3 separate regions of the Homo sapiens genome follow, and regions 1 and 2 are each linked to region 3. A link is a contact called in ENCODE Hi-C or POLR2A ChIA-PET data. All regions are on one chromosome and are shown on one strand. Each heading gives the region's core, a stretch centred on a gene start or an enhancer-like site at or near the end of the contact. The rest is flanking DNA. Distances are from core to core; before and after follow the strand shown. Region 1 overlaps NPTN (neuroplastin). Region 2 holds the start of ARIH1 (ariadne RBR E3 ubiquitin protein ligase 1). Region 3 holds the start of RPLP1 (ribosomal protein lateral stalk subunit P1).

Region 1 (4,142 bases), core at 1,288-3,787, 4.1 Mb before region 3:
TTGAGAGATTCCCATAATTTTTGTTTTCTTTCTTTGTTGAGACAGGGTCTCCTCTGTCGTTCAGGCTGGAGTGCAATGTTGTGACCCCAGCATGCTGCAGCCTCAACTTCCTGGACTCAGGTGATTCTCCTGCCTCAGCCTCCTGAGTAGCTGGAATCATAGACTTGCACCACCACACCTGGCTAATTTTTTGAAGAGACAGTTTTTTGCCGTGTTACCCAGGCCGGTCTCGAGCTCTTGGACTCGAGCGATCAGACCACCTTGGCCTCCCAAAGTGCTGAGATTATGAGTGTGAGCGGCCCATGTTTTTTTTTAAATCATACTTTTAAATTTTTTTCTTTTTTGTCATTGACTTTTTTTTAAACCTGTAGATCTAGGTAGATCATGCTTGTTTAGCTTGTCAGTAGGAATTGGCAACAGGACTGAATGAAAGTTTTTGTTGAGGGAGATCCGTCATACCAAATGCTTATTTCTTGTCTGTCCTAAAGTAACTTAACATTTGCATAGAGTAGTTTACAGAACTCTTACACATAATGTAACATGATTTTCACAACTACCCTATAAAGAAAGTGGCATCATTCCCATTTGAAGAAACTGCTTAAAGTTAAGAGAATTTGTGTTGTGGAGGTGCTGACTCAAAACCTGACACCTTTTCTTAGGCTGAAATTAAGCTAATGTGACATGATCTCAGATTCCATAACTACATCTTATATTTTGTAAATTAACAGTTTGGCCTGTTCAATATCCAGTATCTTCCCAAATATTGTTAAGCAGCCTGATTTATAATTGATAGGATTATTTTCTACTTTAAAAGAATTTTTTTTGAAAAGGAGAATTTGTACTGCCTCTCTTTATTCTTATTATTCTTGGACTTTCCAGATTATTCATAATATCTTAGATTTAATGGTTTATAACTCTGAAAACACTTGCTAATTCCTTGAGTCCACATACATGTGTCTGCTATTATCACTTTGTTCATTCCAGTTTGCTCTAAAGATAGGAAGGAATGAAGAATTCCCTTCTTTTTCATTCCCTTCTGCAGTTAACATTTCCGTTCTGGTTCTCATTTTATTTGGAAGGTTAAGGTTAGTTTTTTGTTGTTTCTTGAAGAACTTGGATTTTAAGTTAAGCTCATTTTGGATGTGAAGTTCTGCTTCCCAGCCTGTTGTGGAGCAGTGCTGCAGGCTGCTGCCCGTGGCCTGTTTAGCACTTATTTCTATGGAGACATATAATAATAGCTAACATTATTGAGTGCTTACTATGTGTCAGGTACTGTTTTAAGCTATGTTATCTCATATAATCCTCACAATAACCCTGTGAGGTAGCTGCTATTATTAGTCCCGTTTTACAGATTAGGGAGATGAAGCTCAGAGAGGTTAGGTCACTTGCTTACAGTCATACAGTTAGTGACAGAGCCTTATGTGAATCCAGACAACTGATTTTAGAGTTTGCTGCATTTGGTCACTAAACTATGTAGTTTCTCTTGGCATGAACTAGATTCCCCTATTTTTCCAAAGCAGAAGGCTGGCTGGTATAGATGCCTTTGGTCATTTTGAATGGTATAATTTCAGAATAAAGGGTGGACCCTGGTTTAGAAGCTAGTGATAGGGATGATCTTAATTTCCAAACTTTTGTCATATCTGCCTGATCAAGGTACCTGTGGAAGGAGCAGGTTTGAATTTGGAAAATGTTTTGTAATTGCTGCCATCTCTACCTAGAGATGAGACTAATCTGTGGTACCTCTTCCTGCTGCAGAGAATGAGGTTACCCCATTTCCTCTGCTCCCAGGACTTCAAGCCTGCCTTACCCTTGGTCAGTACACACAGAATGAGTGCATATAGACTTCTGACCTGCCTTTGGTGTTAAGGAATAGTGATGAATGATCTGTTTCCTGATTAACAGGAAGGATAGGCAGGCTCTACAGTAGTTTGTGTAGGCTCAAGTCTGTGACAGCCTCACAGCAGTTAAGGGTCCTTTAGACATTTGAAATACTCATAGTTCCTGTATTCACGTTTAGATGTCAGTGGGTCTTGCTCAGTCTTTATTTTGAGGTAGACGATTTGAATTTGTGTGTGTGTGAGAGAGACAGAGGAGAGAAACGCTCTTATGATCTTGGCTGTCATTTTCTCTTTATTGCGAGGAACGAAGGAGAGAACAGCATGAGCCAGCCACAGGGAATTAGAGGTAGAGGGGGTTTGAAGGGAACAGCTGTTTTTAAAAGAGGTGACAAAAGCAGGCAAGACTTAAAGGCCTGGCCTTGGCAGTAGTCAGTTGAGGGAGAGAGAAAGTTAGTCTGATTTCTTGTTCTGTGGGTTGCCCTGGAGGTAAATGTGAAAAATCATGATAGTCTCTCCTATATAGGGCTAGGCTAGCTTTTTTTACTTCCTTAGGGCATATATGAAAGCAGTTTTCCTGGGATTGGGCTCAACTTGCTCTTCTGTGTTTCCTTTTTCTTCTCACCCTCTGCTACATATCCACACATCCAGTTTTTCCTGCCAGCAAGCTCCTCCTTTTCTCCGGCTGCTAGTCCCAGCTGTCATCTTTGCCTCCCATCCCCCATCCCCAGTTATGCAATTTTACATTACGCTTCTCTTGGGTTTGCTGCCTCCATTTTTAATGCTCTGCCTGCTACCCCCTCCAGCATCAGCTTCTAGTCTCTTCCTCCCTCAAAGCCAGTAACCACTGTTCAGTTTCCCTCTTTATCACTGTTGCTCTGAATGCACTGATATTAATACTTTCCCAAAACTCTTGCAGATCTGGGCCCAGTCACTTAAGATAGTGGGTGGAGACGATGGTGGGGAAGAGGGTGGGGTAGGAGGTTGTCTTACAAAATTTAGGGTTTTTCCAAAATATTGGATGACCCTTGACCTAGAGAGCAAACAGATGCTTCTGTTGGCCTCCCAACTTTAGGCAGTGTGTGCTTTCTTGTTGAAGGTACATATTTGTTTGAAAGCCCTTAGTAATGAAAGGCAGGGCAGTGAGTCAGGCTCTGAACCTCCTGCTGCTGCTGCTGAGAGCCAGTTCTTTTCCTGAATTGAAGCTAATTTTGGATGGATAATAAGGTGGATGGTTGCTAATAACTTTCCCTTGCTAATTGTGATTTCACAGTACTTTGTAAAGAGGGTTCTTTTCTCTTTTCTCTTTTTCTTTTTCTTTTCTTTCTTTTCCATGCTGTTTGGAGGGGGAATAGATCTCTTTTCATGGTTTTTGATGAGTGTTCAGCTATCAAGGAATTCCTTAGTTTGTTTAGAGGCAGCACAGTTTATTGGAAAGAACCCTAGACTAAGCTAAGACCTGCATTCTAGTCCCAGCCCCACTCAGGATTAACTGCCTAAGTGATTTTGGGCAAGTCATAAACCTGTCTCCGCACCTGCCCTATGTATGAACCTTGTGGAACTGTGCGAATGAAATGAGATGTGATGTATGTGGAAGCTCTTTGCAAACTGCGGAGTTTTATAAAACTTTCAGGTGCTGCCCTTTATTAATTTGGCTCCTGACTACAGCATCAGAGAAATTTTTCCAGTGTCTTGTAAATTCCTTCCTTCTCTGAAGCCAGCCTTCTCCAGAGCAGGGCATTGGAATCATCAGAACTAGAGGCAGTCTTGCCTCAGAATCATCTTATCTTTTCACACTGTTCACCCTCCCCCCAGTTGCTTTAAGAACTCTTTGACCCAGTGCTTCTCTATCTCCATTCTCTAGTAAGATTATAATTTTATGGAGTTAGTGATCATAGTATGTTGCACAATTGGTCAAAGGTTCCTGGCTTTTTGTGGCCAGGAATTATTATTAATTAATTTATTAATTAAACTAAGTGGTGACAAAGCATATCTTTAACTTAAGTAACTACAAAAACCTTTTCAGGCCAGTGAGACACATTGACCACAGTTGTGGTAAGTGTTAAGAGACCATGCTTTCACTTTGGATTCCAGGCCAGACTCTTTGTTATTAGCTTGTGACCGTGGGCAAAATATTTAACTTTTTTGGACGTTAGTTTCCACATCTTTAAGAAAAATTATAATGGCACTTATCATAATGAATAAATGAATTTTGAATATGATAATGAATAAAGTGCTTAGCACATTGCCTAAACATATAATGCATACTTAGAAAATGTCACTGTTACTCTATATGTCTAATAATGG
Region 2 (4,155 bases), core at 334-2,833, 3.0 Mb before region 3:
AAATGCAAAATCTGACGCACATGGTTAAATGAGATGTGGTTATCAACTTACACCAAGCCTAACTTACCACAAAATAGAAAATATCAGAGAAAGGAGTTCACAAGCAGAAAACCTCTGCTTTCTAACTCACAATAGAGTCTTGTCCAATATTAGACAACACTGCGTTTTGTTGTTGTTTTAGCTACAAGGAAGGGTATGCAATATGCAGTAACTATTCCAACAGCTTCAAGCAAGTCATCTGCTACGACTAGAAAAAGTAGCAATTAGGTCCCAAACAGCAAAGACATAAAAAAGATGTAAGCAGAAGCCTCACCATCTGAAAAGAAGGCCCATCAGCACCTCTTCCGAGAAATACTTCCCTTCCCCCACCTTTAAGTAGGCACTTGAGACTGCCAAGATCCATTTCTTTATTAACTGGTGCCCACTTGGGGCAACTGTACACCAAGCTGCTCTTAGGCCTACTCTAATCCCTTCCAAAAGTGCTCAAATGAGGCTACGGCCGGGGTAAGTCCCGTCAGGGCCCAATTCTTCCTGACTCCTCTTCTCCACCCCACCTCCTCCGCCCCGCCCCAGTAGGCGATCGCCCGGCCAGAGAAAGGACACCCGGCCCAGGGACTGGCAGAAATTGCCCGCAAGAGAAGGCTTAGGCGACCGAAGGCCTCCGCCATAGCAGGACTTGGGAAGCACCGCCCCCAGCGCACCTCCCCACACCCGGCTAATCGGCGAACCTCTGCTTTCGACACCCTCTATCCCCAGCAGAGGCAGCGGAGAAGACAAGGCCGGGAGGCACCGGGCTAGGCTGCGCACCAGGCCCAGGCCTGTCCCTCGGGACCGCGCGTGCCGCCTGAATCCGCTCCCCCGTCGGGCCCGGTCCAGCTGGCGCGGCGGCCACCCTCACCTGGATGACCTCGTTGACCTCCCGGATACATTCCACCATGTGTTGTAGAATCTGCTCGGCCGTGAGCACCTCGTAGCGGTAATCCTCCTCCTGCTCATGCCCCGGCCCGCCACCACCACCGCCGCCGCCGCCGCCGCCGCCACCGCCGGGCCCCAGAGCGCTGCCGCCGCCACCGCCCGTCTCCCCGCACAGCAGTCCGTCCCGCTCCCCGCCGACGCCCAGCCCGGGCTCCACCAGCTCCACCTCGCCCAGATCCAGGGTATCATCGTCCGGCTCGTCGTCGTCTTCGTCCTCCTCCTCCTCGGCGCCGCTGTCCTCCTCACTGCACTCCTCGTCCTCGTCGAACTCGTAGTTGTAGCCCTCGTCCGAGTCCATGGCGCGACGCGCGGGGGCCCGGCGGACGCTGGCCGAGGCGGGGAGAGGGCGGGGACGCCGAGGCCCCGGCTCTCGCTCCGGCTCCGGCTGATGTCCGGACGCAGGCCTGGCTCCGGCCCCGCGAGCCGCGGCTCCTCCCCAGGAGCGGCGGTTGGCGTTTGACGGCTGGTGGCGGCGGGGAGGGCGCGGAGGAGGGAGGGAGGGAGCGAGGGGGCCGCTTGCTGCCCGCCTCAGTCAGACGCGGCTCCGCTCCGGCCTCCGAGAGAAAACAGTCCCCAACGCCACCTCCACGGCCGCTGCTATCGCTACTGAGCCAACAAAGGGGCGTGCGTCACCGCGTCGCGCTGCGTCGTCGCGTCACTCCTCTTTGCGTCACTGCGCCCCGCCCCACCGCCCCTGCGTGGAGCCCGGGGAGACCCCACGGCCCGGCCTTCCTGGGCCTGGGACCCGAGGGGAGCCGAGCGGGAATTGCTTTCCTGGTTCGATCCGCTGCCGCTGTGAGGGCCGAGCGGAAACCCGTAGACCTTTTATGTGAAGAGATTGCGGCCTCCTGGTCACCAGTCACCGAGAGAGGGACCCCTGGACCGCCTACGTGGTGGTGTCTGCCGCAGGCCATAGGGATCCAGCCCACTTAGGCAGTCCCTTGGGGACGCGGCCTTCCCTCCGGAGCGGAAAGGCGCTTCCCGCCCGCCCTGCGGTAATCCCGGAAGCCCTCAGCCGTTAAGCTAAAATTTCTGTTGCTTTGGCTACTGATGGAAACCTGTTGTAAGTGGAACCTCTAAACTGTATGACAGGTGAACCCACTTTAGGTAGCTGTGTGATTCTGTCCACTTGTACAGACGTGCAGTGGTTTTTAAGTCTCCTATAATGACGTCATTTTAAAGAGGCATTTCCTCCACCCCGCTGACAAGAGCGCCTCTTGAGGGCCCTAAACAATGTAAACAGCGATGATTTTCATGAATTGAGCACTGTGTAAGGGCTTTACATATATTCTGTCTCATCTTCACGGAGCCATAGTACCCATTTTATACCTGAGGAACCTGAAGCTCAGAAAGGAAAAGGGACCTGGCCAAGACCACATAACCCTTGCCCTATTTTAACCGCTGGATGCCCCAAAACATGAATCATAAAAATGCTTTGTAATGTAGATATATTATGTACTATGTAGTACATAAAAGACATGAATGCTTCAACAAAATACAGGCAATAATAGAAATATCTACAAGGGCCAAATGTAGCCAGAGAGATAATGCTTGAATCTCATCTGAAAGTGTGCTATGTGAGCTGAGTGTTGATGAATGGCTAGGAGTTCAACAGAGAAGGTAGGGAAGATGGTCTAGCCGCAGAGAACAAGCAAAAGCGCAGAAGGTGTCAAGTAAGTAATAGTTTGGGGAGCTTAAAGTGCATGGAGGGTACATGGCAAAATATTAGGCAAGTTAGTCAGGGGTCATGTCAGTTAAGAGCATTTTATGCCTAAGAGTGGGCTTAAATCTTTGCAAACAGGACATGCGAGCCAGAGAAGTGTTATGAAGGAAGAAGAGGCATAAGAAGGCTCCCTCTTGAGATAATCTGAAGAATTGGCCAGATTGAAAACCTTTTAAAATCAAAACCCCTGATTTGTTGATAAATCTTACTGTTCAACCTATAGGTTCCCTTTGGAAATTGATTTTGAAAAGTGAAAAATTCCATTATAATGTTAAAAAGCCTCTTCCAATTTGTCCATTTTGTAAGTTTTAAAATACCGATAATTATATTTCTTAACCTCAGGATTTACAAAGTAAAGCATTTAACCTCAATACTGGTAGTCTAGGTTTTTGTTGTTGTTGTTGTTGTTTGTTTTTTTCTTGAGACGGAGTCTCGCTCTGTTGCCCAGATTGGAGTACAGTGGTGATCTCAGCTCACTGCAGCCTCTGCCTCCCAGGTTCAAGCGATTCTCCTGTCTCAGCCTCCTGAGTAGCTGGGACTACAGGCGCATGCCACCACCCCAGGCTAATTTTTGTATTTTTAGTAGAGATGGGGTTTCACCATATTGGCCAGGCTGGTCTCGAATTCCTGACTTCAGGTGATCCACCTGCCTCGGCCTCCCAAAGTGCTGTGATAACAGGCATAAGCCACAGCGCCCAGCCAGGTCTAGGTTCTTTGATTCAGTGTTTCTATTTAGCAATTCTAGATTGCTGCCACAACTAAGGCAAGCCATGGACACAAGGAACACTTCTGTCCACCCCGTCTCCATTGTGATATTACCTACAGAAAAATTCAGTAACACTCGTCAGTACCCTAAACTCCTTTGCCTCACCTTTCTTTTCATTGTACCCCTATCTTGAATGAACCCTACCATCCATAGTCTCCACTTTGATAAATGGAGCAGCTGACCACTATTAGAGAAATGTGCATAGCCATCTGTATTCTATTACTACATTTCTTCTTTTTTTTTTTTTTTTTGGAGACACTCTTGCTCTGGCACCCAGGCTGGAATGCAGTGGTGCGATCACCACTGAAGGCTCAATGTCCCGGGCTCAAGTGATCCTCCCACTTCAGCCTCCTGAGTTGCTGGTACTACAGGTGCACACCACCATACCTGGCTAATTTTTTATTTTTTTTTACAGATACATCTCACTATGTTGCTCAGACTGGTCTGGAACTCCTGGCCTCAAGCAATCCTCCCACCTTGGCCTCCCAAAATGCTAGGATTACAGGTGTGAGCCACTACACCCAGCCTACTTAATTTCAATCACCAAGCACAACTCAACCTTCAATAATTCCCAGCAATCCTATTAAATTTTTCTGGATTGTTCTCCCACTCTCGACAACTCTTTCACACCTTTGCAGTTTCCTCAAACTTCAGCCCTGCCCTTTCACATCTTCTCAAAACATGTGACTTT
Region 3 (4,373 bases), core at 1,290-3,789:
TTGTCTATAATACTATTTTTTAAAAAATCTCTACACTCCTCCCAATACTAAAAACTCCATGTTTCCTACCTGGAGCAGCAGCAGTGGAGGGGGCAGGACCTCCTGCTGGTGCAGCACCAGCTGCTGGAGCAGGTCCACCGGCCCCTACATTGCAGATGAGGCTCCCAATGTTGACGTTGGCCAGGGCCTGCAATACATGTGCATGCATAGGTAAACGCCCAGTTCTGTCCTTGTTAAGCACTCACGCAGCCAAAAACGAAAAGTATCCCCCATTCCAGGTTACAGTGATCAACCCCTAACACTATATACAGTGAGTTCCACATCCATGGATTCAACAGTGGAAAAATAAGCATGTGTACCAAACATGTAGACTTCTAAAGTATACAGGAGGATGTGCATAGGTTATATGCAAATACATTTATATAAGAGATGGAACATCCTGGGATTTTGTTATTAGTGGAAGGTCCTGGAACCAATACCCCAGACACTGGCTTTTCTTTGCTAACAGCCAAGACTTAGGTTACAGGGCAACGCACTACTGTTCAGCTTTGAATCTGATAATTACATTCCTATATGTTAAGAACCTCCTGAGGCAGCTGATTTCCCTCCTTTTACAAATAATATGTTGGTAAAAAAAAAATCCAAACTTCCTGAAACACTCAAATGAATATTCTTTCCACAGTTCCATGTCTCCTCTTAACAGTGAATTCAAATTTTCAGTCTACTAAACAAATATAGGACTTCAAAAGGGGCTTGTTAAATATGACATAGGTACAATGTTTTCAATCTTTCAAAACTCTTTAGAGGTCACAACCCTGGAGTTAGATGCTATTAGCTTCACTTGACAGAGATTAAGTAACCTGTACAATGGAAAATAGCCAGTGCAAGCTCCATGACCAGGAACCTCTTTATTAGTCTTTTATATCCCAACACACAGTACCTACTGTGTCAATGAAGTCCGCTAAACCCAAATGTCCATCAAACCATAGGTTTAATGCAAGAATTTACTGAAAGAATTTGCTTGCGGGCCGGGAGCGGTGGCTCAAGCCTGTAATCTCAGCACTTTGGGAGGCAGAGGCGGGGGGATCACGAGGTCAGGAGATCGAGACCATCCTGGCTAACATGGTGAAACCCCGTCACTACTAAACACACACACAAAAATTAGCCAGGCATGGTGGCGCACGCCTGTAGTCCCAGCTGCTCGGGAGGCTGAGGCAGGATAATGGCGTGAACCCGGGAGGCGGAGCTTGCAGTGAGCTGAGATCGCACCACTGCACTCCAGCCTGGGTGACTCCGTCTCAAGAAAAAAAAAAGAAAAAGAAAAAGAATTTGCTTGCAACTTAACATGCGTAGTACCTATCTCCCGAGTGACCCTTTTTGGGAATAAATGACCTGATTCACATTTTTTTTAACCATGGTTTCAGAGCAAAAGGGAAACCAGAGTCTGATAAGGAAACGTAAGACTTGACAAGCTGAAATCTTATTAGCTCCTAGAGATATACATGCAACGAAAAACACCTAGGAGATCCAGCGGCATGTGGGGCGTTATGGCACCGCTGGGGGTACTTTAGCATGTACAACTGCCCTCGTAAATCAGCAGGCCTTACCACAATCACTTTGCCACCATCACCTTACCTTTGCAAACAAGCCAGGCCAAAAAGGCTCAACATTTACACCGGCTGCTTTAATGAGGGCATTGATCTTATCCTCCTACAACAAATAAAAACGTCAATCCATCAAAACGTAGCGTATGTAATATCTCCAAAATGCTGCACGTCACTCAATAAGTGTACATAACATGTTTAACCAGCTCAAATATTCTATCACAAGCAAAAGAGATGTGTGCCAGGCGCCCTGCAATGAGGCGAGCCCATCACTGCTGTTTCACGGGCTGGGACTTGCCTGAGTCACGCGGCTATTTTTAAGTTACAAGACCTGGGAGGTGGAGCCGAGCTCGGGCGCCTTCCTCCACGACCGGGGGAATTCAAGGCAATTACACCGAAAGAGGTCCGAGTAAGTGTCCCTGAGAGAGACGAGGCACGGGTCAGGGTGCCCAAGCACTGCGGAAGAGCTTTTCTACACGAAGGCTCTTGGAGCCGGAGCGCCCAGCCTCAAGCGCACTCCATGCCCGCTGGGCCCGCACGTGGTCCCGGGGGCCCAGGACCTGCCCGGAGAGAGGCCCCAGCCCCGAGGAGCGCCCGCCCTATGCGGCCTGTGTTCGCGGCCTGGCCCCGGCCGGAAGTGCTCAGTCGAACGGCCTGGAGCCGGGAACCGCATGGAGAGCCGAAAGTCACCGCCCACAGGCAGCCCGGCCGCCGGCCCGCGCCCGCACTCACCGTGACTGTCACCTCATCGTCGTGCAGAATGAGGGCCGAGTAGATGCAGGCGAGCTCGGAGACAGAGGCCATGGCGCGGGCGAGTGTAGGGCTGGCGCTGCCGGACGCGGTGCTAGTCGCCGGATGAAGTGAGGGCCTCACCCCAACGCAGCCTTAGCTTCCTCGGAAGGACCGAGCACCTTGGCGGCAGCTGAGGAAAGGGGCTCTCGCGCCTATACGCAGCCTCTTATGTGTCCACGCGGACCAATCGGCGCCCGCACCGGGCGGAAGAGGCGGACCCAGGACCCACTGAAGGCGCCTGCGCACTGCGCCTGATTGGTTCTTACTGTTGAGAAAGTTTCTCAGCGCCTGCAAATACGGTCCCACTTTATTTGGGTAAATTATAGGACCTGAGAACGTTAAAAACACTTTTAGGTTAGGGTTGCCTAGGTATTCGGACTTCGCCTCCGTTGGTTCCATGAGTTGCTTGACTTGGCAGGAGCTCCGCTGTGGCCCTGGTGACATTGTTCGTAATCTCCTGGTTAGGTCGCGGCCTTCCCAGCCGGCGCTGACCCTGAGAGTAAGGGCTGCGTCCCAGCTTGGAGGCCCCTGCTTAGCGCAGGACCTTGGTTGAGATAGGTAGATGTAGGAGGATGAGAGAAACTAACAGCGTTATGCTAGCAGAAGCCGTAGAGCGCTTACTATGTCCCAGGCACTGAGCCACATTCTGCAAGGATTCACGTAATCCTCACACACCAGGAGTTGGATGTTATCTCCATCTTGCATATGGCAAAATTAAGTCTTAGAGCTGGTAAACTAGCCCAAGATTATGTAGTTACCGCGCAGTGGAGCGTGGATTTGGAATCTAGAAGCCTAACTTAGACCCGGTAGCTAACTCAAGATTGCATAGTTCCGCGCGGTGGAGCGTGGAGTTGGAATCCAGAAGCCTAACTTAGACCTGGTAACTAACCGAAGATTGCATAGTGCCGCGCGGTGAGCGTGGAGGTGGAATCCAGAAGTCTAACTTCACTGCCTAGTGCTTGGGGGAAGGAGGGATTATGGGTAAGCTGTCTACAACCCGTTATTTGTTATCTAAACCCAATTTAAATTCCTACCTTCAAAAATGGTCATCTTTGCATTCCTCGTGGAATTTGCTTAGTTTACCGGAAAGTTAGTTCTATGTATATATATCTTTTTTTTTGGTGGGGGGGGGGCACCTTCTTTGTTTAGTCCATCCCATTATTTAATAATCATCTCTGAAGAAACATTTCTGTTGGAATCCACCGATCTAGAGTCCCACTTGGGTCAATCTTAACTACAAACATAAATATTTTCACATCCGGAATTTTTTAAAAAAGCATTTATAAAGCTATCAAACTTTTAAAAAATAAAGCTGTTGAGTTTTCATCCAAATCTAAGCAGCCATTATAGTGGAATTTTGGTCAAGAAAGGTTAAAGCTATTAAAAAATCCAAACATTTCCAAAGCTACAATGAGTCAGTCCAAAATACTGTTTGTCCAGCAGTGTACATAAAAAACTGATCTGCCGGGTGCGGTGGCTCACGCCTGCAATCCCAACCCTTTGGGAGGCTGAGGCGGGTGGATAGCCTGAGGTCAGCAGTTCGAGACCAGCCTGGCCAACATAGTGAAACCTTGTCTCTATTAAAAATACAAAAAATTTAGCTGGGCGTGGTGGCGGGCACCTGTAATCCCAGCTACTAGGGCGGCTGAAGCAGGAGAATCGCTTGAACCCAGGAGGCGGAGGTTGCATTGCGCTGAGATTGTGCCATTGCACTCCGGCTTGGGCAACAAGAGCAAAACTCCCTCTCAAAAAAACAAAACTGATCTGGTTGACAAGTGGCACTTTGTGGTCATTGAGGAAATAATCTTCTTCTCCATCTATATATTATAGATAATACTTTTTACAGGGTATCAAACAGTAAGCACTAACCACAGCTATTCAAGAGAAGTAGTTAAGCAAAACATCAGTACTCATGCATTTCCTTTTGTGTTGATGAAGGACTTAGTGGATTCAACAGTTACTTCAGACAAATTCCAC

Evidence for each region. A loop is a pair of places that touch in the nucleus more often than their neighbours do. ChIA-PET counts read pairs that join two places held with the same protein, here RNA polymerase II (POLR2A). Pooled maps may share reads with other maps.
Region 1: a pooled map shows a loop between it and region 3 (2.0-fold over the local background). The contact joins the enhancer-like site here to the promoter of RPLP1 in region 3. A Hi-C loop is called at or near these places in 2 of 50 pooled maps. POLR2A ChIA-PET finds 5 or more read pairs at or near these places in 2 of 52 experiments (GM10248 and GM12878).
Region 2: a map of CD4-positive, alpha-beta memory T cell shows a loop between it and region 3 (15-fold over the local background). The contact joins the promoter of ARIH1 here to the promoter of RPLP1 in region 3. A Hi-C loop is called at or near these places in 1 of 168 maps with a recorded cell type or tissue (CD4-positive, alpha-beta memory T cell) and 10 of 50 pooled maps. POLR2A ChIA-PET finds 5 or more read pairs at or near these places in 2 of 52 experiments (activated B cell and activated CD4-positive, alpha-beta T cell).

Annotation. Positions count from the first base shown.
Region 1 is chr15:73,600,351-73,604,492 of GRCh38, reverse strand. The region is part of intron 1 of NPTN (neuroplastin); the gene reads left to right. Among named protein-coding and RNA genes, the nearest start is that of NPTN, 31 kb to the left of the region's middle. Within about 2 kb of position 2,537, at least 21 of the 41 ENCODE cell types and tissues checked have a DNase peak (open chromatin) inside an H3K27ac peak, as active enhancers do.
Region 2 is chr15:72,471,758-72,475,912 of GRCh38, reverse strand. ARIH1 (ariadne RBR E3 ubiquitin protein ligase 1) reads right to left here and starts at 1,583. Exons shown (of 14, transcript NM_005744.5): 1 at 899-1,583. The coding sequence starts at 1,273. It overlaps TMEM202-AS1 (TMEM202 antisense RNA 1), which reads left to right and starts at 1,674. Exons shown (of 4, transcript NR_135678.1): 1 at 1,674-2,038. RefSeq lists enhancers at 460-669, 2,120-2,219 and silencers at 1,220-1,449, 1,492-1,688, 1,540-1,879.
Region 3 is chr15:69,450,984-69,455,356 of GRCh38, reverse strand. RPLP1 (ribosomal protein lateral stalk subunit P1) reads right to left here and starts at 2,539. Exons shown (of 4, transcript NM_001003.3): 1 at 2,337-2,539; 2 at 1,636-1,710; 3 at 70-187. The coding sequence starts at 2,408. RefSeq lists enhancers at 1,994-2,103, 2,254-2,503, 2,784-2,833 and a silencer at 2,184-2,233.